Regions from separate parts of the Mus musculus genome. Here all the other regions are linked to region 7. A link is a loop called in an ENCODE intact Hi-C map of the cell type or tissue named here. Cell type or tissue: gastrocnemius. All regions are shown on one strand. Links, peaks and the distances in the headings refer to the core of each region. The heading gives the core; the rest is flanking DNA.

What was found. A loop is a pair of places that touch in the nucleus more often than their neighbours do. Peaks named below come from ENCODE experiments on the same cell type or tissue, not always from the same donor. Only the 100,000 strongest peaks of a DNase experiment are listed, where the experiment ranks them.
Region 1: it touches region 7 in a loop (5-fold over the local background); 15 of 42 quality-filtered maps call a loop at or near these places.
Region 2: it touches region 7 in a loop (2.6-fold over the local background); 8 of 42 quality-filtered maps call a loop at or near these places.
Region 3: a loop joins it to region 7, with 2.8 times the contacts of the local background. A loop is called at or near these places in 5 of 42 quality-filtered maps.
Region 4: a loop joins it to region 7, with 3 times the contacts of the local background. A loop is called at or near these places in 9 of 42 quality-filtered maps.
Region 5: a loop joins it to region 7, with 8 times the contacts of the local background. A loop is called at or near these places in 35 of 42 quality-filtered maps.
Region 6: it touches region 7 in a loop (3-fold over the local background); 5 of 42 quality-filtered maps call a loop at or near these places.

What each region holds. Positions count from the first base shown.
Region 1 is chr12:72,846,288-72,850,639 of GRCm38, reverse strand. No RefSeq gene overlaps it. Among named protein-coding and RNA genes, the nearest start is that of Gm40441, 4.0 kb to the right of the region's middle. In gastrocnemius, for the core only: a CTCF peak has its summit at 2,638 (motif pointing left); a DNase peak (open chromatin) is centred at 2,697.
Region 2 is chr12:73,447,930-73,452,281 of GRCm38, reverse strand. Gm33929 (a long non-coding RNA gene) reads right to left here. Exons shown (of 3, transcript XR_001780532.2): 2 at 3,635-3,731; 3 at 2,935-3,190. Gm34080 (a long non-coding RNA gene) reads right to left here and starts at 1,705. Exons shown (of 4, transcript XR_381684.3): 1 at 1,386-1,705. In gastrocnemius, for the core only: a CTCF peak has its summit at 1,928 (motif pointing right); DNase peaks (open chromatin) are centred at 1,555, 1,930, 2,202, 3,052 and 1 more place; H3K4me3 peaks cover 498 bases; H3K27ac peaks cover 1,904 bases.
Region 3 is chr12:73,407,037-73,411,388 of GRCm38, reverse strand. D830013O20Rik (RIKEN cDNA D830013O20 gene) reads left to right here and starts at 1,826. Exons shown (of 4, transcript NR_046013.1): 1 at 1,826-1,986. In gastrocnemius, for the core only: a CTCF peak has its summit at 2,479; DNase peaks (open chromatin) are centred at 269, 1,500, 1,757 and 2,624; H3K4me3 peaks cover 638 bases; H3K27ac peaks cover 3,880 bases.
Region 4 is chr12:73,322,714-73,327,065 of GRCm38, reverse strand. All of the region lies in intron 5 of Slc38a6 (solute carrier family 38, member 6), which reads right to left. Among named protein-coding and RNA genes, the nearest start is that of Slc38a6, 38 kb to the right of the region's middle. In gastrocnemius, for the core only: a CTCF peak has its summit at 2,082 (motif pointing right); a DNase peak (open chromatin) is centred at 2,114; H3K4me3 peaks cover 189 bases; H3K27ac peaks cover 3,753 bases.
Region 5 is chr12:73,018,888-73,023,239 of GRCm38, reverse strand. No RefSeq gene overlaps it. Among named protein-coding and RNA genes, the nearest start is that of Gm51264, 25 kb to the left of the region's middle. In gastrocnemius, for the core only: a CTCF peak has its summit at 2,119 (motif pointing left); a DNase peak (open chromatin) is centred at 2,101; H3K27ac peaks cover 261 bases.
Region 6 is chr12:73,108,076-73,112,427 of GRCm38, reverse strand. It overlaps Six4 (sine oculis-related homeobox 4), which reads left to right. Exons shown (of 3, transcript NM_011382.3): 1 at 1-85; 2 at 3,079-3,767. It also overlaps a transcript of Mnat1 not described here. Among named protein-coding and RNA genes, the nearest start is that of Six4, 3.0 kb to the left of the region's middle. In gastrocnemius, for the core only: no CTCF peak of the experiment used is centred there; DNase peaks (open chromatin) are centred at 254, 782, 1,296 and 1,906; H3K4me3 peaks cover 3,415 bases; H3K27ac peaks cover 2,742 bases.
Region 7 is chr12:73,514,997-73,519,348 of GRCm38, reverse strand. No RefSeq gene overlaps it. Among named protein-coding and RNA genes, the nearest start is that of Gm34016, 7.8 kb to the right of the region's middle. In gastrocnemius, for the core only: CTCF peaks have their summits at 1,837 (motif pointing right) and 2,636 (motif pointing left); DNase peaks (open chromatin) are centred at 1,844 and 2,459; H3K4me3 peaks cover 493 bases; H3K27ac peaks cover 983 bases.

The DNA of each region.
Region 1 (4,352 bases), core at 274-4,273, 670 kb after region 7:
ACCCCCATATTAAAGTGGCATTCATCACATTTAAAATCAGAATTAGTATTGCACATCATCAATGCAGAAAATACTTTAGATGTGACCAGAATGTACATCTTGTTAGCTCCCTCTCTCCTTGACTGCTTCGAGCCTAGGCTGTGAATAGCACAAGCCAATTTGACAATTATTCAGAAACTAGCCTAGCTAACATCTCTATTTTGCTATTTTAATTTTCTCCAGTTCTATAAACAGCACCTTTAAATTCTGCCGGTGCTAGATGGTGAAACAAAATCCTGTAATCATTAACGGAGATGATTCTTAACGATTGCCCTTCTGGTTATCACTGTGATATTCAGGACAGAGGTGACACTTCAGTGGAAAAAGAGCAACAGGCTTTTTAAAGAGCCCCACGGGAGGCCCTGAAATGCACCACAAATAGAAACCCGTTTCCCCACGAATAACATCCAGACACATCTCTGCTGTTTTGTTGCGGCCATGTTTCTCTAAACGAACCCATACATGCCAGGGTTAAAAAGAAGCGCCAGGGCTGGCACTGAGACCCAATGAATGTACTGCATAGGTTTCACACAAAACAGAAAGTGACACCAAGTTCATGACAGACAGCACAACACAAAACAGTGAGAACAGGTTGGAAACATGCTGGGGATCTGTTAGTGTGCACCCTGCACCCGGCACCCCGCACCCCACACCCGGCGCTGGCCTCTGGGCTTTACAAATGAAACAAGAAAAACTTTCAATCCTCATTTCAAAAAATGAAGAATCGCATCATGTTGGAAAAGGAAAACAGCAAGTGCACATTTACAATGCAAGTTTTACTTAAGTCTATTGGTTATCTATACCCAATCACACACATACACCCTTGGCCACACCAATGACATTGGAAAAGATTGTGTAAGGTGTGTGTGTGTGTCCTTGTCCATAGAGAAAATGAGCACACACACACACACACATTTGCATGGTTATGAGATGGAACCGACAAAGTCAAGGAAAGGTAAATAACTTCTTTTTAAAAGATTTGTTTATTTCTATTGTATAAGTGTTTTGCCTGAATGTATGTAGTAACATGGGTGCCTGGTGCTCACAGAGGCCAGAAGAAAGCATGGGACCCCAGTTATAGCTGATTATGAACCACTGTTTGGGTGCTGGGAGCTGAACCTGGGTCCTCTGCAAGAGCAATAAAGGCTCTTAACTCCTGCCTGATAAATGACGTCTAAAACTACCATCAGCATGCTTGTTGTGTTCCTGGAAGATGTGCATGCACTGTTTGGCTCCCTTGAGTCCACTTAAGAGGGAACTTTGTTGTAGCAGGATTTGAGATGCTAAATAAACCCAGTTCTTGAACTGAAAAAGGCACAGGCAAACAGCTAACCTTACCTTTACCAGATTTAGTTGGTCAGTTTGCCAAAGATATTATGTAATTCTAGGACTATTAACTATTGATACATTGTTTAACTAAGCTTTGGGAGATAAGCTGTTGAAAATACTTGTAACTCTGTGAAGGATGTATAGCTTATAGCCTGCAGGTCTTTTTGAAGTCTCTTTCTGAAAAGAGATAAGTCATCTCTAAATACGTAGTAACACAAGCTTTCAGTGTGCCTTTACCTTAATGAATGTATGAATACCCAAAACATGTGGTAAGTATCAGATCTTGGATTGTAGGGTATAATTTCAAGTTAAAAAAAAATCCTTAGTTCCTAAGATCTAAGTGATAGGAAATAGATGGCACATTTAGGTCTTTCTTCTTATAAGCCAGCTCCTTTTGTTTAGTTACAATATATTTGAAGCAGCAGAATTCTAAAATAACAGAGTTGAGTACTGCAAGCAATGAAATTCACTGTGACAAGGTTTGACCCTCCTACAGATGTGTATGCAGAGACTATGCGTGCATATATGGAAATGAGAATATATGTATGGGTATAGCGTTCATATGTAAAATTAAACAGTTCTGCAAATGCTTGGCTAGGAAACCCTTTTAATAATCTGTGGTGTCTGCCACGATACAGGAAAGTATGAAGGCAGATGAAGAAAACACCAGACTAAAGAACTTGAGAACACCAAGGTTTAAGAGCCATCACACCAGGGCACTATAATGAAAGCCGCAGAGGGGAGGGCTCTGATGAAGACGCCTTCTCTGTTGGCCTTCCCCCCACCCCCACCCCCTTGCTGGATAGACCCTGGGGAAGCAGGTCTTAGCTCCCCAGGGCACCGGGTTAGGAGGATCCAGGAAAGCCCCATTTCCCAATCAGCATCATTCTTATAAATTCCCCTGAACCTCCTCGGCCACATCCAGCTCTCAGAAACAGACCTGCTTAATGCGAAATGAATCCCAGTAGAGAAAGGGCCAGCATTTCTTTCCAACCGACTAGCACAATGAGAAGAAAATGGAAGTTGAAAACAAAAAGAAAACCCCAAATCTTTGCAGCTGTATTAGATTCCTAAGGGATAGAAAATGCCAGTTATGCTATAGACAGAATTGAGTTAGTTGTCTTCATATTAACTATTATTATTGCAGATATTTTAATGAAACATTGACTACTAAATTTATCTGACCTGACTGAAATTTTCAACAGTTACTTTTGAAGTAACTTGAAAAACCTGCGAGTGGATTTGGGAACAAGGTTTGCTCTGCCACCTGCTGGCTATTGAAAATAATGCAGCTCTTAGAAGTTCTCCCCATTTTCAAAGATATCAGACCTCAACCCGGGTTTGTGGTAAGGCGATGGTGGCAGCAACCCATGTGGTTCAGGGTCATGGAAATAGAGATAGACCTGGCATCATCGAGCCTGAAGAGGAAGTGGGGGTTGGGAGTGTGTGTGTGCGTGCATGTGTGCACACGCATGAGTGTGTGTGCTCTTGCTCATGCACGCACATATGAAGAGACCCAATGTAACCCTTTTTCCTCTGCTGGTCTGAGAGGCTTCCCCCATCCTCACTTCGGAACTACTCACTGCAGCTACCTCTGTGCATACTTTAGTGGCCTTATCTCTAGGACAGTTGTTAAGAAATCTGTCTTACCTCCAAGGGAAAGACGCCTTTTACACCATCTAGTACTACGAGGAACTCTTTGGTCAGAATTACAGGTAGAACTGACAGGGTGCCATAGTCAGTTTGTTGGCCTCCTCAATCTGTATTTCAGAGGTCATTGTCACAGAGCTTTTATGCAAGTTCAGAGTCTAACTGGACCAATGACTTTAGATTATCTTTATAAAAGAAAATAGAGGGCTGGAGAGATGGCTCAGTGGTTAAGAGCACCGACTGCTCTGCCAGAGGTCCTGAGTTCAATTCTCAGCAACTACATAGGGTCCGGTGCACTATTCTAGTGTGTGTCTGAAGACAGCTGCAGTGTAGTCATATAAATAAAAAATAAATAAATCTTTGTTTAAAAAATGAAAGAAAGAAGGAAGGAAAGGAAGAAAGAAAAGAGTTCAGTGGGTAAAGCTGCCCAAGGCTTCAGGTTTGAGTTCTGATCCCCAGGACCCATGAAAAAGCTGGGGCAGATGATATGTACATTGCTGGTGGTTTTGGGGGAGGAGGTGGCAAGCAAGTGCCAGGGGCTTCCTGGGCAGCCAGTGTAGTCTAAATGGTGAGCTCTGGCCTCAGGGAGATTCTGCATCAAAAGATGAGGTAGAGACCAATAGAGGAAGATTTTTTTCTTATGTGGGTACCACACTCACACACATGTGCTGGCACACACGTGCTCGAGAGCGCAGACACACATACACAGAGAAAGAGAGAGACAGAAAGACAGAGAGAGAGAGACAGAGAGAGAGACAGAGAGAGGTGTTTGATGCTTGTTTATTTACTTAAATAGGAACCAGTTTCCTACCTTCAGCAGTCTCCGAGCCTGTGCCAACCTTACATCTTTCGAAACACATGTTCCAACTAAGCATCGTGAAGATTTCTACCTTTGTGCTTTGGGTGGAGAGGGCCGGCGCCAGTAATGACAAAGACTAAGTCTCCTCCCTACCCTTCTGCTGGGGAGTGCCAGCAGTGGCTTCAGTGGCACCTAGAGAAACAAGCATGCTACAGAAAGGTGGAAGGTCATCAGACTGACACCTGACATTTTTTTAAAACAATTTCTCAATTTCCATCTATAGTCTAGCCCATTTTCTTTTTCAAATTTCTCCCACAATAACCGTATGAGGGATCTTGCTATTGGGATTAAGGGAAAATTTCAAGCATTCACAAAAGGCAGGTCTAACGAAATTACATCCTTCTCAAATGCTTTGTTTATTAACAGAAATATCCTTAAAATGTGGGTTTTCACACCCCTGAGCAATCGCTGTCACAAAGGGAACAATTCTGACCTTAAGCTGGCTGTGCATTCCCTAGTCGGGGACAATGCCTCC
Region 2 (4,352 bases), core at 233-4,232, 67 kb after region 7:
TGTGCATCCTTAGCAGTCTCAGAAACATCCCGGGCAGAATTTTGTTTCATGGCTATCATGCATACTTTTCCACAGATTGATTTCGGGATGGGATTATAATTTCTGCATTAGCTTTTCTTAAATATCACGTGGATAATGAACCAATTTGTTCGAATGGCAAATAACTCCTACTTATGTTAATAGAATTCAGCTGATCCCTAGTAAGGCAGTATCTATCACACCTGCCAAGGTCTCTCAATCGCTCATCCTGAAGGCCACAGACCTAGGGACTGGCCTGGACCATAAGTACATTGCATGTTCTACTTCTCGTTTTAAGCAAAAAATAATAATGAAAACAGTTTATTTCATGTCCAGGTAAAGAGGCATACATAGGCCACATTGTGTATGGCAGGTTTTCTCTATGAATATTTAATCACCGGTCTGCCTTAGTTCCTATTTTTGGATGACCACTTACCAGCACTTTTCCTAGCCCCTGATGTGTGAAATCCAAAACCCCTTTGTTGGAACTGTGGCTAAACACTCCTCTTACCCTTCATAAATGTGCATAGACATGCGAGTGCATGTGAAAGTCTAACTTACTGTACAGCCATCAAAGGTCTGGCCCGACCACTACAGGTTCTGTAGGTGTCTCGGGTGTATGGAGAGAAGCCTTTGAAAGAGTAACTGAGATCTTCCCAGCAGCCATGGAGGTGAATTGAGCCATCTCTCCACTAGTGATTGACAGGGAGGGGGAGGGGAATCAAGGAGTGTCAGCAGCACTTGGAGAACCAGGTTAGCTGAGATGTAGGCAGGATGAAGAAAGCGGGTGGGAGGTGTCAGAGAGGACTGGGGGGGCTCTGCCTTCCTGGCCGTTTGGCTTTTAAAGGCAGTGCTAGACCAGTGGGTCTTAACCTGTGGGTTGTAACCCCTTTGGGGGTCTCATATCAGATCTCCTGCATATCTGATATTTATGATTTGTAACAATAGCAACATTACAGGGATAAGCAATGAAATAATGTTATTAGCCATCTCCCTCCACATTTCTTTTCTCCTTCCTCCACTCCTGTCTCTCCTCTCCCTCCTTCCTTATTGCCATGGTTTTTGCTCGGAGGCTGCCTGTCCCTCAGAGGACTAGTGAGTGGAAGTCACTTGGAGGTCAGTTAGGGGAACAGGGCCCTGAGGACCCAGCCAGACGGTGAGCTTTAGAGAGCAGACAGATGGCCAGGGTGAGTGTTGGGGGGAAGGGTGTCAGTGAGTGTTGGCCCTGCCTGAACCCTCATCAAAAGGTTAGCTAAGCAGGGGGCTATACTCCCTCCAGCACTAGAGAGGCATCTCAGCCCCTCACTCTGGTGGGCTCTAAAGTTCTGTGAGATGCTGGGATCCTAGCTGCATGCTATAGTTCATACCTTTAGCACTGGTTTCCTCCCGTCTTTTCATGTTGCCCTCCTCCTTAGCAGTGCTTGCTCTGAGCTTGGGTGAGACCTTCCCCAAGGGCTCCAGGCATTCTGGTCTCCATTGCTCAGCTTGTAGTGCCAGCTTCAGCAAAGCTACTTAAAGGCAAGCCCAGCATGAACTCCAGAGCTCTGCTTCTGGGTCCTTGGCTCTCAGCTGCTCCTCAGTATGGCCTTCCTTCCCTTTCCAAATTAATGCTTTTTTGGCTGCCAATGGTGCTTTTGTAAGAAACAGCCCCAGATTCATTAATCCAAGCCAAGCCGCAGTGAAGCTCATCTGTCAACGGTGTTCTCTCTGTTTCTCTGCCGGAAATTTGAAATCCTATTGGATCTAGGATGTGGATTTTCCTGGCTCTAGACACACTTTTGGAGTCTAGAATTTACACGATGAGGATTTTTTTTAACTACCTCTTTTTATTTCGTTTATTTATTTTTATGTATTTTTATGGTTTGCCTCTAAGTCCTGCTGACACATGTGTTACCTGTGGGGACCAGAAGAGGGCATCAGAACCCTTGAGACTGGAGTTGCAGACAATTGTGTCTGCCACGTGGATGCAGACAATTGAACCCGGGTCCTGTGGAAAAGCAGCCAGTCTTCTTGGCTGCTAAGCATCTCTCCAGCCCCGTGATGAGGACTTTTAACCTAGATGACCTTTAGAGTGCCCAAAGGGACAAGGAACACTAAAAGACCCCTTCTTTCCCTGTCAGCTCCACATCCTGCCCACCCTTTTGGGAGAGAGGAGGTGTCACCATGGGGGATTGTGCAGTTCCAAGTTAAGACCCTGTGGTTGATGCTGAGCTACAGAAGCCCGGGCGCCACTAATGGGCGTGGCCTTTTCCTACGCACCCACCTCTCCAGCAGAGGATGTTTGCAGCACCTGGGCCCTGAGCATTCTGTTAAATCTCAGATCTAGGTTAAAAACTCAAAAGAGTTTGGATCAAAGGCTCCATTTGACCACTGTTGCTCTGCTCAGTGAGTTTCTCCTCCATTGAAGCAACCCTCACAAGGGCAGGACATTCTGCAAACGACTCTGCCTCGTATCTCTAGTAACCGGAACAGAAAGGACCATGGAAGGTACTCGATGAGTATTTGTGATGGAAAGGCAAGCCCAACAGCTCCAAGTCTTGCTCTGCCACCACAGTAAGAGGCAGAAGGGCGAAGTCTGTCTGGGTTGTTCATCTATCCACTGGTTACTACAGTGACCACTTCTTCCGGCCCTACTTCCAGATCATTTCTCCCTTCTTAACACCCTTTCTTTCCATTCTTTCATGTCTTTAACTCTCCTACTAATAACACAAACGACCCCATTCCCCCCCCCCCCCCCCCCCCGCTTGCCTCTGGTGAGAAAAGAGAAACCCTCCGAAAGTGTGACTCAGAGAAATGAACTGAAATGTCATCCAAGGCCACTGGGAATTCCTCAGCCATGTGTCAGGGACCCTGTGCTGAGAGCCTGGGCCTCAGTCAAGACAGAAGGTTTCAAAACCCAACACCCTGAGACCTCTCTCCACCTTCTCCTCCCGGCCCCGCCCACATTTTTCCTGCTTGGTGGTTTCTGTGCTTGGCCAACTTGAGTGAAGGTTCCGCTTCCTTTCCATCAGTGTGCGATGGACTCCAACAGCCCTGCAGGCCACGCCCCACTGCTGCAGCTCCCACTCCAGCAGCTGTAGCTGCCACTGCTCATAGAGGATGGGGAGACAGGAGCCAAAGCCGGGTTTCACCATGGGCTCCTAGCCAAGGTGCCTCAGATTTTCCGCCGCACCTGGAAACAGGACCCGAAAAGCACAGGTTAGAGAGGAGACACGGCTGCTCGGCTGCTCGGTTCAATAGCCTCATTCATGAAATTAAACCAAAACAAACCCTGTAGCGTTTAGAACACTCTGTTTAGTTTGTTCTTTCTCTTCTCCTCGGATATTTGTAGAACAGGTCCCAGGGCATGAATGTGGAAAGAAATGAGGAAGAACTAGGAAAAAGAGGGAGGGAGAGTGGAAGGGATGGAAGGAGACCTCGGGCTCAGCCAAGCACAAAGACACCCATGGAAGAGAATTAATCCCGCCCTCCTCTCAAATGTGACAGGCAACGACAGGTTGAGAAATTGCTACCCCAGGTCATGGGAAGGTCATTGACGAGTTTTTCAGGTTTCCAGTAAGTAGGAAAATGACCGGGGCAGCTAAACTTCCCGCAACCCTGACTGAGAGAAGCTAACCTGGTACTGATGGGCCCTCAACAGATCCCAGGGGAGTGGATGAAAGACTTAGGCAGGGATTCTCTGCAGCTGGGACGCTCGCTGAATAGAGATGCCACTGAAACACAATTGGAGCATGGTTAGGGACATCCCTGTTGTCAGCTGGAGTTCTGAAACAAAGTGTAGGACCAGAGAAAGGACTCACTTCTACCCAGGGAGTCTGCAATCCGGATGGTAACAGCCATTATCATGAAGGCTGTCACAATGGCAGTGCAGGAGGCTGTCTTTAGAACACACAGAACCAGCCCGGGTGGTGGCGCATGCCTTTAATCCCAGCACTTAGGAGGCAGAGGCAGGTGGATTTCTGAGTTCGAGGCCAGCCTGGTCTACAAAGTGAGTTCCAGGACAGCCAGGGCTACAGAGAAACCCTGTCTCGAAAAACAAAACAAACAAAAAAGCACACAGAATCTAAATGGGAACAAACGGAGTCAACCCCCCCCCCCCTTTATAAAGATTCCTCCTGCCTGGACTGAGACCTTCCCATCCAACACTAGGGGGACAGGGATGAAGAAACATCTCCCTTTATCTTGTCCTGCCTGCCTGAAAGTGTTTAATTTGTAATCAAAACATATGCATTGAAACCTTACATGGTATCCATTACGGTATGGGTGTGTGTTCCCACTGTTGATGGCTTGGGGGGCAAGAGTTGAGACAGTAAACACTCTGCATTCCAGGCTGG
Region 3 (4,352 bases), core at 92-4,091, 110 kb after region 7:
AGCCTAGCCCAGAGGTTGGCAACTGTAACCCATGAGCTAAGAGTGCTTTTTTTTTTAACCTATTTTAAAATGGTTATAAAAACCCCCAAAGAATACTATTTTGTCATATTAAAGTAATGTGAAATTCCAACTGCAGTGTCCATAAATAATGTTTTATCGGAACACAGCCACACGTGTTTATTTGCATAGCATCTGTGGCTGTCCTCACACATAATGACAGAGTGGAGAAGCTGCAGCAGAGGTCACGTGACCAGCAAAGCTTCTCTTGGTTCCCAGCCAGCCCTTTCTGGAAAAAGGTTGCCAAGTCGTCACCTAATGTGTTCCAGTTGCTTGAAAAATCTAATGTCATGAGAAACGCTGTCTATTGTTTTTAATATTTTACTTCTTTGATTTACGTGTGTGTGTGTGTGTGTGTGTGTGTGTGTGTGTGTACATGTGTACAAACGCCATGGTGCATATGTGGAGGTCAGAGGAGAACTTTCATGAGTCAGGTTTTTTTTTTTTTCCACCGAGGGGATCCCACAGATCAATTCTGGTTGTCAGGCTTAGCCTCAAGCACCTTTGCCCAAGTCAGCCATCTTTCTAGTCCAATACTTCATCTCTCAATGCCACAGCAGAATGTCCCCAACTGGACAGACATCAAAAAGTGACTTACAGCCTGGTTAACCTGTGACTCCACAGGCTTTAGCTCAAGAACTGATAGCTGTGGCCAGGTAGGTGCCTTTCTCTTCATGACAAGTGACCAGATCTAGTGAGCCTTCATGCTGCATTGAAACATGTATTTATTGTGGTATTTCTACCTTGTACCCACTCATATTCTGGAATGCTACTTGCTTTATTCAAGCAACCTACATCTAACCTATGTTTAGAATGCTGTTTGTTTGTTTGTTTGTTTGTTTTGAGAGGTCTCTTCATGCAGCCCAGGTTGCCCTTGCGCTCACAGCAGTCTTCCTCGGTTGCCTGTTGAGGGATGGGATTAAAGGGTGTGAGCCGTCACACTCTGCCTGTTCAGTATTTTGATTGCTCTGCTAGTGCTCTGAATCTGTGGAGGCTGGAGCATCGTTTACTTCCTAAGCACAAGAACCTTGGCTAGTTCTCAGCTGTACCAGCCATGACGCGGCCTGCCTACGGCTTGGGACTTTCATCCTCAAAAGTCCAATAACAGTATATTCCTAGCGGGGTTTTGAGAGGTGTCAATGAATCATGTAAAGGACTTAGTCTAGTGCTTGAGGGCATAGATGCTCAAAAGTGGTGACATAGACTCCTTGCAACATTCTGTCCCTTGGAAAGGACAGCAGAGACTGCTCCCACAAACACTGCAGACCCATCTCTAACCCTCAAAAGTCCCCAGCCACCTAGCCTAAGGCTCTGGGGGGCTGCAGAGTCCAGGGCAACAGCAACTCCATGCAGCAGCCTGGATGCTCTGAGAAGCATGCCTGGCAGCCAAGGGTTTGCCAGCACCTCCTGCTGCTGGCTGCCACATTTGGAGCTGAAACCTAAGCATTGTGGCTTACATCATTGCCCTCTGGGCAGCATGGTGGGTGTGTGACACTGCCCACTCTTCCTCCTTGTCACCAGCATATGGCGAGATGGGAGGGGGACTGAACTCACAAGGGGGATGTCATGGTGTTTTCCGGTGTGCTCTCTATAGATGCTAGACTACACCTGTGTCCCAGTGCTTCCCAGGGCTTTGAGTGAGAGTGTCGTTGCCAAGGAATGTTGGCTACTGCAGCTAGCTAGATTGTGTGGCACTTCCCAGCCTCTCTCCTGCTCCATCTTGGCTGTGTTCCTGCCATTCTCATGCCAGAGGACATCACTGCCCTGATGTTGCACAAGGACAACATGGGGGCACAAGAGCGTTGGCTTGTTTCTCTTTTGAATTCCTGATTCAGAAAGCAATGGGTTCAGGGTCTTGGTGGATTGTGATTGATCTACTCCTGTGGAGAGAAACTCCAACCTCCTGGAGTCTCTTGCCAAGACATCAAGGTAAGATTTACGGAAAGGAAAGAGGAAATGAAGGAAGAAAAGAAGAAAGAAAGGAAGGGAGGGAGGGAGGGAGGGAGGGAGGGAGGAAAGAAGGAAGGAAAGAAGGAAGAAGAGTAGATGGTGGGTCAGATGAGAAAGGCTTGACTTTATTGCTATGACCTAGTCCTGTTCTAGCGGGAGAACATGATCCAGGTGAGAATCCTATGCCTAGCCTATGGTGCAGGCTATACAGAAATTGCTGAAGATGCCACAGTCAAAAGCCATCATCACTGACAACAGGTGCAGGGGGAGAGGGTAAGTGGAGCCTCCTCACCTTTGCCACCTCAAGCCAGGGTGCACACAGCACGAAGGGTCCCATATGTTCTATGAAGGGGCGGGAAGATGAACCGGGAGAAGGGTAAAAAACGACCTTGTCACTCTGGCTTCATGAATCTCTGGGAGGGAGACATCTCTTCTGCTGGTGACCCCGGTAGAGCCACCCAATGGTGAACCTGAGTATTGAGAGTCTCCAGGGCTCTACCCAATGGCGCAGTGCTAAAACCTTGGTTGCTTTTCTGGCAGTGGGGATACACACTGTCGCAAGGGCTAGGGGCTGTTGTCTGCCAGCTCGTGGCCACAGGCCCACGCTCCCTGAGGTGTGAGGGGGTGATGAACAGTGATAGATTGCTCTCTCTGGGATCTCTGCCCAGTGGCCTGGCACAGCTGGAATGTCCTTGGCCAGGTCTTTGTGAGCAGTCAGTCAGGAGATGGGTCGCATGATCAGACAGCTTGGGCTTGCTGGGGGATTTTTTTTTCTCCAGGTTTTAGAATCATCCAGGGTCATCTGAATGCCCTTGCAGCTCTTGTTAAATCCCTTAGGATCAGCTCTGAGTTCCAATTGTTCAGCTTGTGCTAAATTTGTTTAGCCTAAGTGGGCATACCCAAGGAGTAAATGTGTCAACGCTGCTGTATTCCCATCTGTCACGGAAGGGGAAGTGCACTCAGAAAAGGGGTAGCCGGTGTCCCTTGACCACCTTTCACGTGTTTCACCTTTCACACCCTTGGCCACCGTGAACTCACTCCCGGATGATGCACCTGCTCTGGACTATCCTCGTAGCAAACCTTTACTATGCAACGCCCCCTCCCTCCAAATCTGCCAAACTCAAGTGGCCTTACTCCTGCAAAGTGTTCCCTGAGACCTAGCTCGTTTTAAACACCGGAGAAACCACAGAAGCCTCGTTACTGCCCTATGGAACTCAAGTGGCCTTACTCCTGCAAAGTGTTCCCTGAGACCTAGCTCGTTTTAAACACCGGAGAAACCACAGAAGCCTCGTTACTGCCCTATGGCTGTGACAAAAATACCATGATCAAGGTGCTTTTAAAAGAAAGGGCGTATTTGGGCTTCTGGCTTCAGAGGGTTAGAGTCCGAAGGAGCAAAGATGTGGCAGCTAGAACTGGTGAGAACTCGTATCTCCATCCCTGAGAGGGAGGTAGGGTTAACTCAGAATGGTGCAAGGCTTTAGAAACTTCAAAGCCCATCCCCACCGACATACCTCCTCCAGTAAGGCTACCCTATCCCCTTGTCCCTAAACAGCCAGCAGCTGGAGACCAGGGTTTTAAACATATACACCTATGGAGGCTGGTCTCATTCAACCTACCACAGAGCCCTCATCTCTACCTGATTAATAAGTGACGATTAAGCCCCCGAGTCAGGTACTGCCAGTCCAGAAGAACACAAGATGTCTCCCTTTCCTGCCTTAGTGAATGTGAGAAGATGCACGGGCCCAGTACATACTTTGAAGGCGATGAGCAGGAAGCTGGAGGCAAACACCAAGGACTAAAGTGGAAAAGCCAGTGTAGGTGGGAACACAGTAAGTTCAGGGAAAATTAGTAGATAAAAGGAACCTGGTCCAGGCAGAGGGTGTCATGTGCTCCGAGAAATCACTAGGCAGGAGGCACAAATCCCATCTTTGACTGAAAGACAGACAGCCTCAGAACTCCGTGGAAAATAGATTACTGGAAGGAGGTACACAGTAGTCCAGACTCAGAATATTTTATGTATGTATGTATATGTGTGTAATATTGTATGTGTGTGATATATTGATATATATATATAGTATTGTATGTATTATGTATGTATGTATGTGTGTGTATATATATATATGTGTGTGTGTGTGTGTGTGTGTGTGTGTGTGTTTTCTGTTGTACTGGGACTAAATCAAGAAGCCTTGTGCATGAGCACTCTGGCATGAACTCCATCCCCAGCAGTTCATTTGATTTTTAAATCTCTTGGTAGAGGGGCACTTGCCTCCTTCTCGTTGGTTCGCTTCCTCCCTTCCAAAGCCGAGTCAGACGCAGGTCTTAGTTTGCTCATTTGTATCTGCAGC
Region 4 (4,352 bases), core at 151-4,150, 190 kb after region 7:
CACAGTTACAGGCAAACAGTTCTGGCCTCCTTAACACCAGAGCCAAGATCCGTGTCTAAGATACACCTGGACGACAGTTATCAGCCATTACAAATCAGTTAGTTTCACCACATTAGCCGAATAGGTATTCTTTCCCCTTTGTTTTGAATGAAACTATGCTGGAAAGAAAATGAAGAATGCTGTCAACCTAGTCAAGACACAGGAATTGAAAAATCACATGGAAAAGCGATGGTTCCATCAGGAAAGCACTGAGACAGAGACGTCTGGTCAGGCAACAGCAGGTAGAAAAGTCTCACTACTGCCTGAGGTCATGGGAGTCATGAGTTTGGACACAGAGGAGCAAGGCTAGAGAATGAGGACACTGCTCACACTGAGCACAGCAAGCATCTTCCATGCTTGGCTACATTCTAAGTGATAGGAAGTTCTTTGCACACCTTTTTCATACTGACCTGCCAGGAAGCCATGATTTCGCCCACAGAGATTGGGAGTCCTGTGCACACATTTGCTACGTGGGTGCTGGTGCAAACAGTTGGTCTGACTTGAGGGGCTCGCTCTATTACAAGCTAGTTTGCCCTGGGCAGGTGGGGGAAGCCATCAGCCAAAGCCAAGAAAAATAAGAAAACTCTGTCAAAGGGCCCTCTCTAGAATGAAGCCTTTATTTATTTTTATCAGCATTTAAGCAACAAACAGCTTTTGGCTGCTGAGTTCATCAGCTGGGCTCAAAGAAAATAACCATCTCTCTAATGAAGATCAAAGTTTTGCACCACACTGGAGACATCCTGCTTTGTTAATGGAGTCCATTTGGGGCTGTAGCCCGTTTGTTGGAGTAACTGGCTCAAAATTCATGAGCTTCATGCCAGGACTTCATAGTATCTGCTGTCATTATTTAGTTGCATGTCAGTAGAGGCAGAGCTGCAAAGAGAAAGTCTCCTATTTGCATGTATCAGAGATTTAACACATCACTGAAACCTGAAAGAAAAGACAAAAAGCAATCCCCTTCCCCTGTGTCTCTAAGCTTTAGAACTAGCGCTCCCCAAGCAACCTGAGATATTTCTCCGTTTGTCATTAGTTAACCACATAACTTTAAGAAAGAAAAGACTTGACTGAGTTTGGGTCTAAACAATCATTTGTCTAAAAGACAATCAGTCATGTTGTCAGGCACTTAGGAGAACATGCATGAAGCTGGGATGACATTCAGCTATTTTAAAAATAGCACTGGGTTCTCAGCACTCGCGGGGTTGGGGGTGGGGAGCCCAGCAACGCTCAGAGGTTAGTCAGAGGCCTAAACAAACAGAGGCACTATGGTTTGTCTTTCCATGGTTTGTCTTTAGTCATGGATAATAACTACTGTATTCAAGATGGCTCATTAACCTGGTGTTTCCACTAGATTTCTAAATGCATGGAAATTTTAGACCCACTCAAACTGTATCAGTCTCTTTCTTAAGAAGAATCCTTTTTTTTTTCCCTCAAAATCTCTATAAAACAATGTAATTTCCCTAAGTTGTGCAAAACTGGAAAAAATTTCACATGGTGGAAAATGTTACTTCACTGTCCTAAAAGAGCCCTTATTTTACAGTTTGTTAAGACCCTAAACCTAAGCAGGACCAGAGAAGCAGGCCTAGTGGCTAGGCTCTAGAATTCCAGTGACTCGGGGCTGATATCAGAGGATCAAGAAGTTCAAGGCCTGCTTGTCTCTAACAGAAGGGAAAGGAGGGCTAGGGGAAAAGCCTGCTTAGCCTGCATGCAATCCTCAGACACACACACACACACACACACACACACACACACACACACACACACAGAGTCATCTATTTTTAAAATCTTGTTATCAAACGTCAACTGAAATAACTGCTAATGCACTGCTTTTGAAATGATGTTACTACTAAATTTTGTCAAGGCAAATGCCATAGTGCCTCTGTTTGTTTAGGCCTCTGACTTGTGAAAAGGGACTCCTCTCAAATTTCCCATACTTCTAGACTTTTGCAATATTTTCTAGAATTTGGAGATAATACTGTTCAGGTTTTAAAGCAAAACAAAACAAAACAACCAACCAACCACAAAGCTGCAGTGTGCCTGACCAGCAGATGGTGGTGTAGCAGCACTTCCAAGCCCAGCTCCTGAGGGACAGGCCAGACCTGTCCCTGTATCACTACCCTGGGCTCCTCCTTCACAGTCATAAGAAGAGGAAGAACACAATATAAGCTGTCTAACATTTCATCATGGACTGTGGTTGTTTGCTGGGTCTTGTCTGTAAGATGCAGACTCTGAGCTATCTTAGTGCATAGGCAGCTGTGGTTCTCCCACACCTAATAGCCCGAACTGAGGCATTAATCAAGGCTGCTAACGTCTGTGGATTCGGTGCCAGACTTTCCAGTCCGGAAAACTTGGGCCATCCTAGCCATTTCGGGAGGTTCCCGTGAAGCTAGGTTTCTCCTGACAACGTACAGCGAGTCAATGGTTAATCTTCTGTGAGGCCCTAGGAGCTAAGCCATGAAGACTCACATATTATAGAAGTAGAGGAAGTTGGCCCGCTGCTCAGAGCCACTCATGGAAATGTTGTGAGTTGAGCAAGATGTGTGAATTAGGAACATTAAGTGGCTCTGCTTTAGCCGTGGACTTCCAAGAGTGAGTAGGACTTTCCTTGGCGTAACTGAGCTGAGGGGAGGTTTGCTGTTTGATTTCCAGTGACAGTGCCGCCTACGGAATGGTCTACCACAGAAGTTTAATTTCATGTGAAACTGACTATTTTTCAGATGGTGGGAAGAGTGAGTAATGAAACAGCAGGCGCTGTGAGAACAGCTGGCCTTCCCACCACACTACTCGGTCCTCTTAGAAGGTACTTCAGTAAGTTCAAACCCAGCACTCGCATTCTCTTGCCAGCAACAACATTCAACATTAACGCTCTAGGATGGCTCCTTTCTCCCTCTGGCCCAGCAGAAACTTTCTCACAGCAAACGCTAGCTCTGCTGAAGGCAGGGGACACAGAGAGCTACAGCTGGTCCTCGCCTCATTCAGGCTCCAAATCACTGCTGAGAGACCAGATCATTTTCTTATGGCTCTCCATGTTCTAAAGGCCAATAACTCTAAAACCTTAAGAGCCCTAAATGTCATAATTGGCATTTTCACAGGTTATTGGAAGGAAGCCCCTACCACAGTCACTTTGGTAAGTCACACTGGTGCCTGTGGTCAGCGTGAGTGCCTGTTTGTTTATGACTATGGTAAGGGAATAAACCAGGCCTTCACCAAAGACCCACAGAATAAGTAGTCAAATGTAATTTATGAATTTATGATCATTTTGCTCTTGTTTTTCCTTTTAGTGTTAGGGATTAAAACAAGAAGGTGAAGATGTTTAAACATTACATAGCACAGAACAGAAGTTGGGGCCACAGGAGATATGCATGACATATATTTTGTGAAAAGTCTTTAACTTAAAAAGAGAGCGAGAAGCTGGGTGTAATGGCTAACAACATTTGTCAACTTGACAGGATCTAGAACTCCTGGGAGACAAGTTTAACTGTGGCTGAAAGAGCCACCCCAGGACTGTGGACAGTGTCACTCTGTGGGAAGGAGTCCTGGATTAAAGAAAATGGGGACAGAAGGGGAGCACCACTAACCCCTGCTCTCCACTTCCTGACTGTGGGGCACTCTGTCAGCAGCCTTAGGGTACTGACTGTGGGGCACTCTGTCAGCAGCCTTAGGGTACTGAAGCGCTACCTTCCCCTCCAGGATCTTGTCCCCTGGAGCTGTAAGCAGAGATAAAGCCCCTGCTCAGGTACTTGGTTGCAGCATTAGGTAAAGTAACTAATATATTAGGTGTGGTACACTCCTGCAATCCCAGTGGTGAACATCTGCAATCCCAGTGCCCAGGCACCAAGGCAGAAAGACTAAGACTCAGAGGCTAACCTAGACTGCACAGTAACAACCTGTAACACAAAAAGGGAAGGGGGAGAGACTGAAAGAGTTAGGAAGCTTTAAGACATGACACCTAACTAAAAATACAGACTCTGCCCCATTAATGCCTAAAAGAATTGACATGCCATGGCACCTTCCCCAAGAACCACATCAGAATCTACACTTCTAGATGAAAACAGATTCCAAGCTCTGCATTTCCCACCAAAATTTTTAACAAAGGCAAAACTAAAGCCAAGAGAATGAGGGGGGGGAGAGGGAGAGGGAGAGGGAGAGGGAGAGGGAGAGGGAGAGGGAGAGGGAGAGGGAGAGGGAGAGGGAGAGGGAGAGGGAGATCCTTGAAGCATGTGCCTACTTGACCAAAGGCTGGAGGTGACAGAACACAAGGCATCTGACATGTGACCCAGTGCACTACTGACAAGAGGAAGCTTCAAATTCTATTG
Region 5 (4,352 bases), core at 71-4,070, 500 kb after region 7:
CCCAACAGGCTTAGTTTGAGGACTTGGTGCATAGCTGGGTAGCGCTGTTTGGGGAGGTCTGGGACTGTAAGTACAGCTTCTTTAGAAGAAGCGGGTTGCTCAGGGTAGACCTTGGGGCTCTAGAGTCTCTCCCAGCTTCTTGAGTGCCCTTGGTCTCTCTGTAGAGGTGTGAACAGGGAGCAAGAGTTCCCTGGCACCACAGGCTGCATGCACTCCAACTGTGAGCTAAATGAATTGGTTCTCCACTACATTGCTTTTTGTCATCCATTTGGTTACAGTGAAGAGAAAATCAACCAATAGAGTCCATGTGGGACAACCATTCTCTTAAAGTCAAGTCTCGTTTTTACTACTGTTCACACAGGAATAATGAGGAGATGATGTACATTTATGTATCTATATACATAATTTATATCATATTTATTATATATAATTGATATGTTAATATTATCTGTTAAAGTATAATAATTATATTTTACATATTATAATATATAATGTTATATATTTTATTATATATTATGTTTCATGATGTATATTATATATTTTCACACTTGCCTCTAAACTTCATTTTCCTTTCTTGGCAAAGTGAAGTTCGCTGGGCTACCCTCCTTATAGGATTGTCCTAAAGATGAAACCGCTGTATGCTGCAGTTTCTTTTCATGGCATGATTCATAAGTGCTAAGCAAATGCAGAGTCGGCCAGCATTAGCTTCCCTGATCTTACACAGCCAATAAAGCCTGGTTAGATTTCCATGTACTTTACTAAAATAATAGACTGATTGATTTTGCTTGTTCAAGGAGCATGGATTATTAATAATACTTAGAAATTTGACACAAGGGTAAATAAATTGTAAGTACAGCATATCTGTGATGAGATTGTCACCAATTTTATAAAACACATGTGGGCTTTTATGAACTATTAATTAAAACCGTGGTTACTATTGTGTATTACGACAGCCTTAGTGCGGTGTTGGGCTCCATCCTGTAATCCCAGGTCTCAGGTGACCAAAGCAGGAAGATTTCCACTCCATGTTTGCCTGGACTCCCTGGGGAGAGCCTGCTCACCCCCCTTTCCCCCACCAACCACCCCCCCCCGTCAAAAAAAAAAAAAGGAAAAGAAAAGAGAAAGAAAGAAAACGTCACAAAGGAAAGCCGCTTTGATTTTTTTTCTATGCTCAATTTATTCTTATCCAAAATAGTTTTGGCTTGCTTTCAAATGTTCAAATTAACACATGAGGCTTTTTAAAAGATTAATTAATTAATTAAATATCTGTGAGTCTGCTGTCGCTCTCTTCAGACACTCAGAAGAGGGCATCGTATCCCCTTACAGATAGCTGTGAGCCACCATGTGGCTGCTGGGATTTGAACTCAGGACCTCTGGAAAATCGGTCAGTGCTCTTAACTGCTGAGCCATCTCTCCAGTCCCGAGGCATTTTTTTTTTAATTAAAAAAAATTGTATGTGTATGGATGTTTTGTCTGCATGTATGTGCCACATTCGTACCTGTTGCCCAAAAGGGTCAGAAGAGGGCATCAGATGTCTCAGAACTGGAGTTACGGGGAGTTGTAAGCCACCTCGTGGGTCCTAGGAACTAAACCTGGGCCCTCTGCAAGAGCAGCAGATGATCTTAACCACTGAACCACCTCTCCATTCCCAGCAGGAGGCTATCTGGTTTGCTTTTGCAGCTGGGAATGGGATCTAAGGCCCTGCTTACACTAGACACTGTAGGTGAGACTTCTGGGGCATTTATCCCCAGTTTTCACCTGTGAGGTGTTGTTTTGTTTTGTTTTGTTTTGTTTTGTTTTGTTTTGTTTTGTGTGTGAGCTCTTAATCCCATTCCTAACATTGCTCAGTTGGGAAAGAGAACAGACTGAGCTCTAAGTCAGACAGATTGCCATTGCTCACATATTGTCAGTATGGAATCTCTCCATTTTTAGATTACATTAAGGGAAAAATGTCTCACTCATATCCAATATCAAAACCCCATTGAGGACACTAAGAATAAAGTTCACTTTTTACCTCCAACAAAGAAGACATCTATAGACTATTCACCGGGCTTTAATGAATCAGTTTGTGACCAGTTAAAGCTATCCGTATCTTGCCTGTGAGTGCCCCCTGCTGGATACACAGAATCTTTACTGCATCTCCAGGGAATCAACTTGCACTTTTTAATGGGAAAGTGCCCAAGTAACAGGTCGCAAGGATAGCTGTAAATCCTAGCTAGTAATTCGGTCTTTGGGTAAGTGTGCAAATTTATAACAAAAACATACTCAGGAAACAAACTCAAATGCAAAAAATATTCCACTGAGCATTTGTTTATAATCGCACCAGTGCCAAGGATCTAGTAAATTGTCCTGTATTTATCTTATGAGCTCACCGAGTTTTATACATTAGTGACGAAGGCAGTTAATTGGTGGGTGGCTTCTTACCATAGGGAGCCTGCATATATATTTTACAGAAGGGTAGAAAATTAGAGGTCCCTTTTATGTGACCATGTGTTGGCTTCAATGCCCAGTGTGTAATCTTCTCATAGAATCTTGGGCTTGGAGTCATAGTCCCAGCTGGGGCTGCAGGAAGGAGTGTTCCATTTTACCAGGAGCCCTGGAGAGATAACATTGCCTGTGGCCTATGGGTAATTCAGCAGACACAGAAGTCAAGGGTCATCAGTCAACTCAAACTTTCCATAGAAGGCAAGTAGGAAGAAATGACTGTAAGGGAAATTGGTATATGCTTTGGTCTATTAAGAGCTTCATGAGCCTGCCTTTAATCCTAGCATTCGGGGGTGGGTTGCAGCGGGGGTGGGGCGGGGGAGGGGAGGAGTCTCTCTGAGTTTTAGGCCAGCCTGGTCTACAGATCGAGTTCCAGGATAGTCAAGGCTACACAGAGAAACTCTGTCTCAAAACCTAACAAAACAAAACAAAACAACAAAAAAAAAACTTCATGATTTAGCTTTCCCCTTCCTTCCTTCCTTCCTTCCTTCCTTCCTTCCTTCCTTCCTTCCTTCCTTCCTTCCTTCCCTCCTTTGACAAGGTCTTGCTATGTAGCTCAGGCTAGCTTTGAGCTCTAAGTGCGTTCTCTGTTCTCAGCCTCCTGAGTACTGGAATTACAGGCATATCCACTGCAGCTGTTTCTCCCTGTGACAGTCTCTTTGGTCCTTGGGAGCAAGCAAAGGGTCTTCCTTGTACATGCTGGGCAACGCCTATCTTCCCCATGGGTCATTCCTGGTCACTTTTGCAGAAATTAAAGCTCCGGGAATTGTTCCCTATATCATCACTGATGTGAAGGCTTCTCACAGTGCAGTTAACGCACTGAGACTGATTTTTTTTTTTGCTCCTAGAATGTTCTCATAATTGGTGGTATGCTTTTTTCCTGCTTAAACTTCCCATTCTCTGAGAAACATAATGCATAATTCACAAAAGCCTTCGTGGGGACGAAGCGAGGATTCTTTCTTTATTCCAGAGTTGGAAATTCGGAGCTACTTCACGGAAGGATAGATCTTCACTCTTTGTCTCTGGCATCTCTCAGGCTGCTGTCCCAATTTTATATTTCTTGTGCTTCTACTCTAGGGTAAACTTTGTCAGTTCTTGGGTTTTCCTCTCCTAGACCCTCTTCTGTATAATACAAACCCTCCAGCAATTTTCAAATACTTTCTTAAATTATTTGAGTTGCTGTTATGTCTGGCCTAATATTCTTATTTTGTAGATTTGTGTTGGACCTGTGACTTTGATGCTGTATGGATTTTAGTAATGCTAGCCGCACCCCCCTTTTAATAGGTGGGGTTTTGAGACAAGTTCTTGATGTTTATCCTAGGCTGGACTCATATTCACAATGCGATTCTCCTGTTTCTGCCTCCCAAGGGCTGGCATTACAAGTGTGGGCCACCAAGCCTGGCTGCGACTCTCTGTGTTTTCAGTGCTGAGTTCTCTGAGCCGAAGCTTGTTTCTCTTCTGTGGAGCAGAAATCACAGAGCTGCGTGGTCATGGACCATAGAACTCACCAGGTTCTGCAAAAAGATCTTGGAAGAAGACAGGAATGGGAGCAGAAATCTCAGTGGGTTTTTCTTTTTTCCCTTTTAGCGTTTCATCACAAAGCCTGTGGTAAAACTGAGATGAAACCACAAGCTTCACTCTTGACTAGGCTAGCACTGGAAGAACGATTGGTTTCAAGGTCAGCCAAGGTCAGATGGAAACTTGGCTTGTTTTATTCCTATACTCAAACACCAGACCTATTGAGTTTTGCATGGCTTGGGGTTTCCAAAACACAAAGTACTTTGGGGCCCAGCACAAAGCCGAGGCCTGGGGACTAAGGGCAGAGGAGATGTATTCTGTCTCAGTGTGCACTTCACAATGCCAAGGTG
Region 6 (4,352 bases), core at 71-4,070, 410 kb after region 7:
CCGGCCTCTCCCTCACCCAGGTCAGCAACTGGTTCAAGAACCGGCGGCAGCGTGACCGAAACCCCTCCGAGACCCAGTCCAAAAGGTGAGCGCCAACTTTCCTCCTCCCCCTTCCTCCCCCCACCCTTTCCCAGCTTTCTTTTCCTCCTAGCGCTCGAAAACATGGCGCTTACCTTCCCCACCAGCCTGGTCCGGCTGCCCACCTCTCCCCGCCCCCCACCTCGCTTCCCTACCGGGGTGGTAGGGGGGACGACGGTGGCAACGAGCGGGCGGGGGATCCTCCCTCCTAACCCTCCCCCTCCTGCCCCCAGAAGTTTCTGGTCGCCCTCTTAGGTCCAGTCCCCGCCCCCACCTCGGCTGGTCACTGCTGCCCGGCTTCCCACCCCCATCCTGCTGCCTTTGAAGTTGCCACTCTCGCCTTGGTTCTTTTAGGGAATGTGTGCGCACGCTGCCGGCAAGGCTGCTCTCACGGCAGCTCTGGGCCCGCAGGGGCTGCCGGCGCCGGCCGGGGTCCCTGCCTCCGCGGGGTTACCCGGAGCCTGGAGTGCGCACACGCTCCAGGGTACCCAGGGTTCGACTGAAGCCCGGGCTTGCCCTGGAGGTCACCAGGGGCTCTCTGGAAGGAAAAGGAGAGTTAATGGAGACTAGTGGCTCAGATGGGGTCTGGGGACGTCGAGGCTTTAATATGACAGAGTTAATCATTTACCCTGCCCGCCGCGGTTCCCATCGCTGCTAGGGCAGCGTGGGGTGTGGGTGCTGCTCGTCTCTGCGGTGTTTTGAAACCTGATTCTGAACAACTTCGGATCGGGTTACAGTGCCTCAGAGGTGGCAGGACTGAAGGACAGTTTCTTGGACCCCCTAACACAGCATGATCCCCTACTGACTTTGGGAATAGGAGACAAGCCGGCTGGCATAAGGTGGGCAGCAGGAAAGAAGTAGGGGAGCTATCCACTCAGTCCTCCTTCAGCCATCCTACACACACACAGACCCACACACACTCTCTCTCTCTCTCTCTCTCTTTCGTATAAAATGCAGGGTTTTTGTTTTGTTTTGTTTTGTTCTTCTCTTTTGTGTCTGCTAGAGTCAGACCCTTGGCTGTGTGTGGGTGTTTGTGTGTGTGGGTGTGTTGTTGTTTAGGTGTGTAGTGGTTGTTGTTGCTGCTGCTGCTGCTGCTGCTGCTGCTGTTGTTGTTGTTGTTGTTGTTGTTGTAAGGGTAAAGTAAGCAGAAGGTTGATGGCCCCCTCCCCGCGGGGATTGGGGAGAAGAGAATCAAAATGCAGTTCAAATGTTTTGCTCTGGGAAGGAACCCGGGAGCCATGGAAGCAGCCAGCCTGGGCCAGGTGAAGGTGATCACCCTGCGCATTCCAGAGCCCTCCCTCGCTACTATGCCCTGCGCCCGGGTGGAGCTGGAGGCCCACAGCTCACCCCAGGCAGGGAGAGAGGCGCACTGTGCAGCCCTGACCCTTGTTGCGGGTAACCATAAACAAAACATGCCGGGCGACCTGCGAGCACCCTCTCCGTCTTGAGAGAGGGGGCGACCCGAAGAAAGAGCACTGGTTAGGAGACCCCACCTACCCCGGAGTGCTCTGCAGATGGACTGAAGGAATCTCCTAGGCACTGGGTAGGAAGCCGGTGGCACATGCTGACCAGCTGTCCTGTAACCTTTGCTATGGAACCGGCCCAGTTCCCAGGATCTAATCTACACACACACACACACACACACACACACACACACACATATCCTGAGCCATGCTCTGCTGACTTCATCCTCCTCCCCATTAACTCCACACCCTCAACCCCCAGCCCAGTTGCCTGGTATAGGCCCCTCTCCGGATCTACCTCCCACCCGCACCCCTGGTGAGTCACCCTCACCAATGGCGACGGCTGCTCTGCTTCAGCTCATAAATCAAAGCGCTTTCTGCGCTCCTGGCCCCAAAGCCCAAAGCCTGGGTAATCCCCTCCCCTCGGCTTGAAAGGAAACCGACCACATTGGGATGTTGGATCCTCAGCTGGACCAAGTCTCACCAGGCTTCCAAACTGCTTCTGTCCTGCCCCGCCCAGATTCAAACCAAAGAGGAAAACTGCCACCATTCCTCCCTGACCCGAACTTGGTATTTCCCTTATGTCCAGGATCCTGGAATAGGAGGACTGAAGACTCAGGGCAGGAGTCTGATAGTGACAAGGCCACTGAGTGATGCTCACCTTTTCCCTCCCACCTCACCAGAGCACTGGATGGTGTGTGTTAAATAAGCCCTTATGGCTTCCTTTGGATTCAAAGGCAACTGTGCATATGGAGAGTTGCGAGTGTCTTTCCTACAAGGGCAAAGCACTTTATTGAGTGAGAGTTGTCTCTCTGGTGGAATAGAGATTTGGGAACAGTTGAGAAAATGGCCTCTGGTTACCTAACTGGCAAATACAACTGAACACCTCACCCCTCCTGCTCCTTTGGCGATTCCATCTACCTTAAAAATAACATGAATCTGAACTGGCTCTCCTAAACAGCAAGACGACCCATTAACATTTCATGAATCGCTTCTATGGCAGAGGTAGCAGTCCTTTTAACAGTTGGAGTAGCCTAGGAATGCTCTAGGAATGAAAACACAGTATTAAAGTGCTTTCAGTTGAATTTTACATTGTCCATCCTTCTGGTCTTTCTCTGATTTTATTTTATTTTTTGTTTGTTTGGTTGGGTTTTTTTTTTGTTTTTGTTTTGTTTTGTTTTGTTTTCCGAGACAGGGTTGTCTCTGTATAGCCCTGGCTGTCCTGGAACTCACTCTGTAGACCAGGCTGGCCTCGAACTCAGAAATCCGCCTGCCTCTGCCTCCCGAGTGCTGGGATTAAAGGCATGCGCCACCACACCCAGCTATAAGTTTATTTTTTTAAGGGGTCCAAATGCATCATCTCATTCCCTGGCTGGGCAGAATTGGCTTAAAACCTCATAGTTTCAACAGGGCCAGCAGATAATTCTATTGTGCTTTGCTTAAATGTTGCCGTTAATGAGTTTGAAGGATGTTTTACAAACTATGTCGATTGTCAATCCCTTGACCTTCACAAATGTCTTCTCCTCCCCCTGAACAGCGAATCGGATGGCAACCCCAGTACCGAGGATGAATCCAGCAAGGGACATGAGGATTTGTCTCCTCATCCACTTTCAGGCGCATCTGATGGCGTCACCAACCTCAGCCTCTCTAGCCACGTGGAGCCAGTATATATGCAACAAATTGGAAATGCTAAGATATCACTAAGCTCGTCTGGAGTTTTGTTGAATGGAAGCTTAGTACCTGCAAGTACTTCACCTGTCTTCCTTAATGGCAATTCTTTTATTCAGGGACACAATGGAGTTATCCTTAATGGACTGAATGTGGGAAATACACAGACAGTGTCACTGAACCCACCCAAAATGTCTTCAAACATTGTGGGCAATGGCATAGCCATGACAGACATCCTGGGATCTACCTCCCAGGATGTGAAAGAATTCAAAGTCCTCCAGAGTTCTGCTGTGAACTCAGCAGCCACCACCTCCTACAGCCCTAGTGCCCCTGTGTCATTCCCAGGGCTGATACCCTGCACTGAAGTGAAAAGAGAAGGCATTCAGACAGTGGCCTCCCAGGACGGTGGCTCTGTGGTGACTTTTACTACACCCGTGCAAATTAACCAGTATGGCATTGTCCAGATCCCTAATTCTGGAGCCAACGGCCAGTTCCTTAATGGGAGCATTGGATTCTCTCCACTGCAGCTGCCTCCTGTCTCAGTAGCAGCTTCACAAGGTAAAAGCTTCATTTGGTACCAGCAATGCACCAGGGCATGTGTTGGTTAGTTGCTGTAAATGACAGGTTTAGTGAAAGCTATAGATCCGTGTTATTGTCCAGATACATCATTGGTTTACACAGTTACAGAACAGCCGTGATGTGTTTCCCAGTACCTAAATACTATCCAGCTTGCCTGACTTTCTTACATCCTGGGGAATGGCGTTTTATCTTCCCCCAAACAGAATGGAAAAGTACCGTTTCTAGCAGACCTTGCCAACTCTACAATTATAGGAATATGGCAAGTCAATCAGTGCTTATAAAATAACCCAGTACTTGACGTTTTAAAATTAAAAATTAATAAAATTGCTAGGAACATAAAATTAGTCAAGCAGTTCTTTATTTGACCAGAAGACGTTTTAAAAAGAATAAACTAAAAGACAGAATGTAGTCTTGCTTGCATCGTGTTCTTCCTATAATTAACAGAAAAACCTAAAAAGACCTAAAAGAAATTTAGAAGAACATATGCTTTTCTGTTGCTCTGGATGTGTGTTGGTGTCTCCACTGTGTGGGTTTGTATTTTTGAAAACAATTGTGTCATTGTGT
Region 7 (4,352 bases), core at 68-4,067:
CACTGCATACCTCAAGGTTCAAGGAGCAGAATTCTTCCCTCCATGCAGCACTCTTCCTGGTCAGAACTGTAGGTTAACTGGAGGTCTGTGTCTCCATTCTTTAGAGTCCACATAGCATCACCATAACAAAATACTTGACAAGCGACTTATCAAGATGTCCAGCCAACACTGGCTCTAGAGAACTGCCTGGAGGCTGCATCACTGCAGGGTATACAGTGGTGGTGAGAGACATCAGGCTTCCTTCTTTTACAACAATCCATTCCCAAGAACCCAAGAGGCCACACCTGATAACCTAAGGACCTTCCACAGACTCAACCTTAATGGTTCTTCTGTTCCTTTCCGAAACATTACCCAAGAGACCAAGCATGTCACTACCCGGGATCCTCGGGAAGTCCCTCAACCATGAGAGAAGTACAGAGTATTTCTCCCAGCACCGTCCAGGTGATGATACAGAGCTGGTGGGGTGAGGAAGCGGTGTTGCGCGGATATGTTAGAATGATAAACACAATGACCAAAAGCAGATTAGGAAGAGACCGGTCTACATCACAGTCCATCATCAGAGAAGCCTCGGCAGGAACTTAAAGGCAGGAACCTGGAGGCAGGAACAGGCACAGAGACCACAGAGGAGCACTGCTTACTGGCTTGTTCCTCCTGGCTTGCTCTCTTTTCTTTTACAACCCCGAACCACCTGCGCAAGGGTGGTACTGTCCACAGAGGTCTGGGTCCTTCCACATAAATCACCAATCATGAAAGCCCCAAAGGCTTGCCTATGGGCTAATCTGATAGGGGCATTTTCTCCGTCAAAGTCCCCTTTTCTCAGATGGCTAGCAGGGATGACCACCAGAGCACAGGGATGACCACCAACCAGAGCACAAGGGATGACCGCCAGTACCTGTCTCCACCAGCCAGGTTCCCTACGGATAGATAGCTGGCCATTCCCAGGATTTTCCAACCCCATCCTCTAGTAAATGTCGTATAGGCAGAGAAACCTTTAAAATGAACTTAAGTTTACTCATCCCCAAATTAAAGGCATGTCTACCAACGGCTCACCATTAATAATTCCCTCCCCCCAAATTCACACACGCTTTGGCAGCCTTCCAGCTTGTTTTTTTATGCAGTGGCATATCAAGATTTGAAAGGCAGAAATAATTTTTTTCAGGGAAAAGCTAATGGCTTCTTTGCCTGATTAGTTTGACCATTTTCTAGCCGCTCTTTTCAAAAGTATTCACAATGTTCTCCCCACAGCGAGCTAAGAATAAACATCCACATTCCTGGGCAATCAAGGAGGAAAGTTTGGCAAAGGGTGTGCCAATGTCTCTTTGAATGCGGTCGACCCCCACACTGACCTGAGTCAGATACAGTCAGATTCATCTTACCTCCAAGGAACTCTAACAGCGTGAGAGCCTGCCGCGGAACTCTAACAGCGTGAGAGCCTGCCGCGGAGCTCAGACTTGGCACAAGTGGGCCACACATTTTCCTGCTTGGGCTCGATCACCTTGGAGTTCCAGGAGGCAGGTAGATGGGAAAGAATCCATTAACTAATCAACAGCACTAGGCTGCCCTAGAACCTCTGTACACGGTGAGGCTCTCTGAAAAAAAAAAAAAAATCACTTACCAATAAGCTGTGGAAGTGGCGAACACGTAGCATATTTTGTTTCTACAAAGCTAAAAAGAGGTAAATTTACGCGTTTGATTTGAACTTCAAAGTAGTTTAGAAACAGAAATGAAAGTGTGTGTGTGTGTGTGTGTTTTCCCTCTGCCTCCACAAGCACCACACAAGCTTAGTCTTACTTTCTGGGTCAGTCTAGGGTGGTGCAAGTATGCCCCATTCTCCCAGCAGAGGTCGCTGTTGCCCACCATAATCTTCAAAGGCTCTTTTTTTTCCTTGTCCAGCTATTGCAGCGGCTTTAGACAGAGGCCACAGAGCCTTTAGAGATAGAGAAGAAAATAATCTATGGTTTGGGGAATAGGATCGCAATGTTGGGGAAATTGATACTTTAATAATGAGTCTGTGCCGAGTAGGCTTCAATCTGGATAAACTGGTCAGTGTTCCCTTTGTACAATGACAGCCTAGCTCCGTTCTCGTTAAACCTGCCCGGTCTTTCTCTCCTTTCTGAGTGTCACCGTCAACTGAGAAAATAGAGACAGGAAAGCCAAGCAGTGCATGCCGCCGCCCACCATCCATTCTCAACAGGATATTCATCACATTGTTGAGGGTGGCGTCTGTGACACAGCTAATCACCCAGTTGTGCTCCAAACTTGGGTGTCCCGGATGATTGTCTAACCTCAGTTGGGAGGTAGGCTTTAGTGGTAGCAGCTTCCTCCTTCAGGAGCTTAGCAAGTCCAATAGGTTGTAGGTTGTTCAGGTCTCTGCCTACATGCAATAGGTTCCCACCTCTACCCTCCGCATGGTATTCTGGGTAGCGGGCGGTCTGCCCTGACCAAGCGCTGATATGAGGCTGAGGAGACAGGTGTGGGATCTAACCCGGAGGGAGTTGACCGGCTGCACACTGAGCATGGCTGCATCCCCAGTGACATTAGAAATAAAACACTCCAGGGCTGGAAAGATGGCTCAATGGCTAAGACTCGAGCTTGATCCCCAGCACCCACAGAGCCTTTAACTCCAGCTCTAGGACGCCACCTTCTGGATCCTGTGGTCCACTAGCACATGCACACTGCGGACACGCACATAATTAAACATAAATAAGATAACTCAATTTTTTTATTTTTTTATTTCTATTTTTTTGGTTTTCCGAGACAGGGTTTCTCTGTATAGCCCTGGGTGTCCTGGAACTCACTCTGAAGACCTGGCTGGCCTTGAACTTAAAAATCCACCTGCCTCTGCCTCCCAAGTGCTGGAATTAAAAGCGTGCCCCATTACGTCTGGCAAGATAACTCAATTTTTGAACAAAGCATTTCTTTTTCGGTTTCTCTAGACCCATCCGGGGAGCCTGCCTTGGGCCCTGAGTTTCATTTCCAGCACTGAAAAATGTAGATAAAGTTGCCTTTGCTTGCTTTCTAACATGCTAGACAAAAGGAACAATAACAAAAAAAAAAAGCTTTGTTTTTCAGAACTGTTTAGGATTGAAGGATTGAAGGAAAAAGTAGGAAGCACAGAGGGTGTCTATATGCTCTCTGCACCCCGAAACCTGACCCATTTGTTACAACCTCCAAACCCACATAACTATCTGGCAAGGTCTATAGCTCACATTAGGGTTCCCTTTTTGTGCTTCACAGTCTGGACAAATGTATATGACCCGAGTCCCTCATTACTGTACTCCAGAGAACAGTTTCATTGCCCTAAAACCCTGTGCGCTCTGCTAGGTCATCCCCACTTCATCTCTAATCCCTGGCGACCACTGCTCACTGCCTCAGTGGTTTTGCTTTTCCCGAATGCCACAGAGTTAGAATTATACATCACGTGGCTTTCTCGGGCTGGCTTCCTTCCTTCTATCTTCCTGTATATCTGTTCATGGCTTGCTAGCCTGCACCTGTTTATTGTTGTTGTTATTATTATCATTATTATTATTATTATTATTATTATTATTATTATTATGTTATTATTTCATGGCTTGTATGTTTACTCACCTCCTGAAAGATATCTCAGTTGCTTCCCAATTGAGGAAATTATAAAGAGAGCTGCACCAGACATCTTCATGCGAGAGTGGGATTCAGTGGCTCACAACTGGTCAAAGAGCTGAGCAAAAACTGACCAGAGTTTTTGTTGCCCTAAAATCCTGTGTGCTCTGGCAATCCAGCCTTTCATCTCATTTAAGACAGCCTTTAAATGGACGTCTGTGTCAAGATCCCTCTGCAAGACTCAGAAGAATGTAAGAGTTTCAGAGTGAGGCAGAATGCTATGAAATGAAATCCCCTGTGGGTGATGTGGCCATTGCGCCTACAAACCCACTGTGGTCACCTGCACTACAGCACACCAAGATCAGCTCCAGCAGGCAGCGTCAACTGAACTCAATAGGTTAAAAATAAAAATAAGAAACAAATAAGTAAATAAATAAGTGGAAAGGATATGAGGTTGGGAGGGCGATGTGTCCTGGGGCTGTCTTGGAGGAGTATGACAGAGTCGGGGGTGGGGGTTGGGTAAGATCAAGGTACATTGTATACACATATGAACTTGTCAAAGAGTAAATGAAAGATATTCTAAAAGACTTCATGTGGATTTTAGTGTGAATGTAAATATCACATATAGCATAATGACTGCTGTATTTTGCCACCTCCAGTCACTAAGGTTGGGAACTGGGGTCTGAAAGGCCCCCAGGTCCCCCACTTTCTACATCCCCTTCTGGAAAAGAACTCTGTGACTGAGCTGCCACTGTCACAGGAGAAGACAGCAT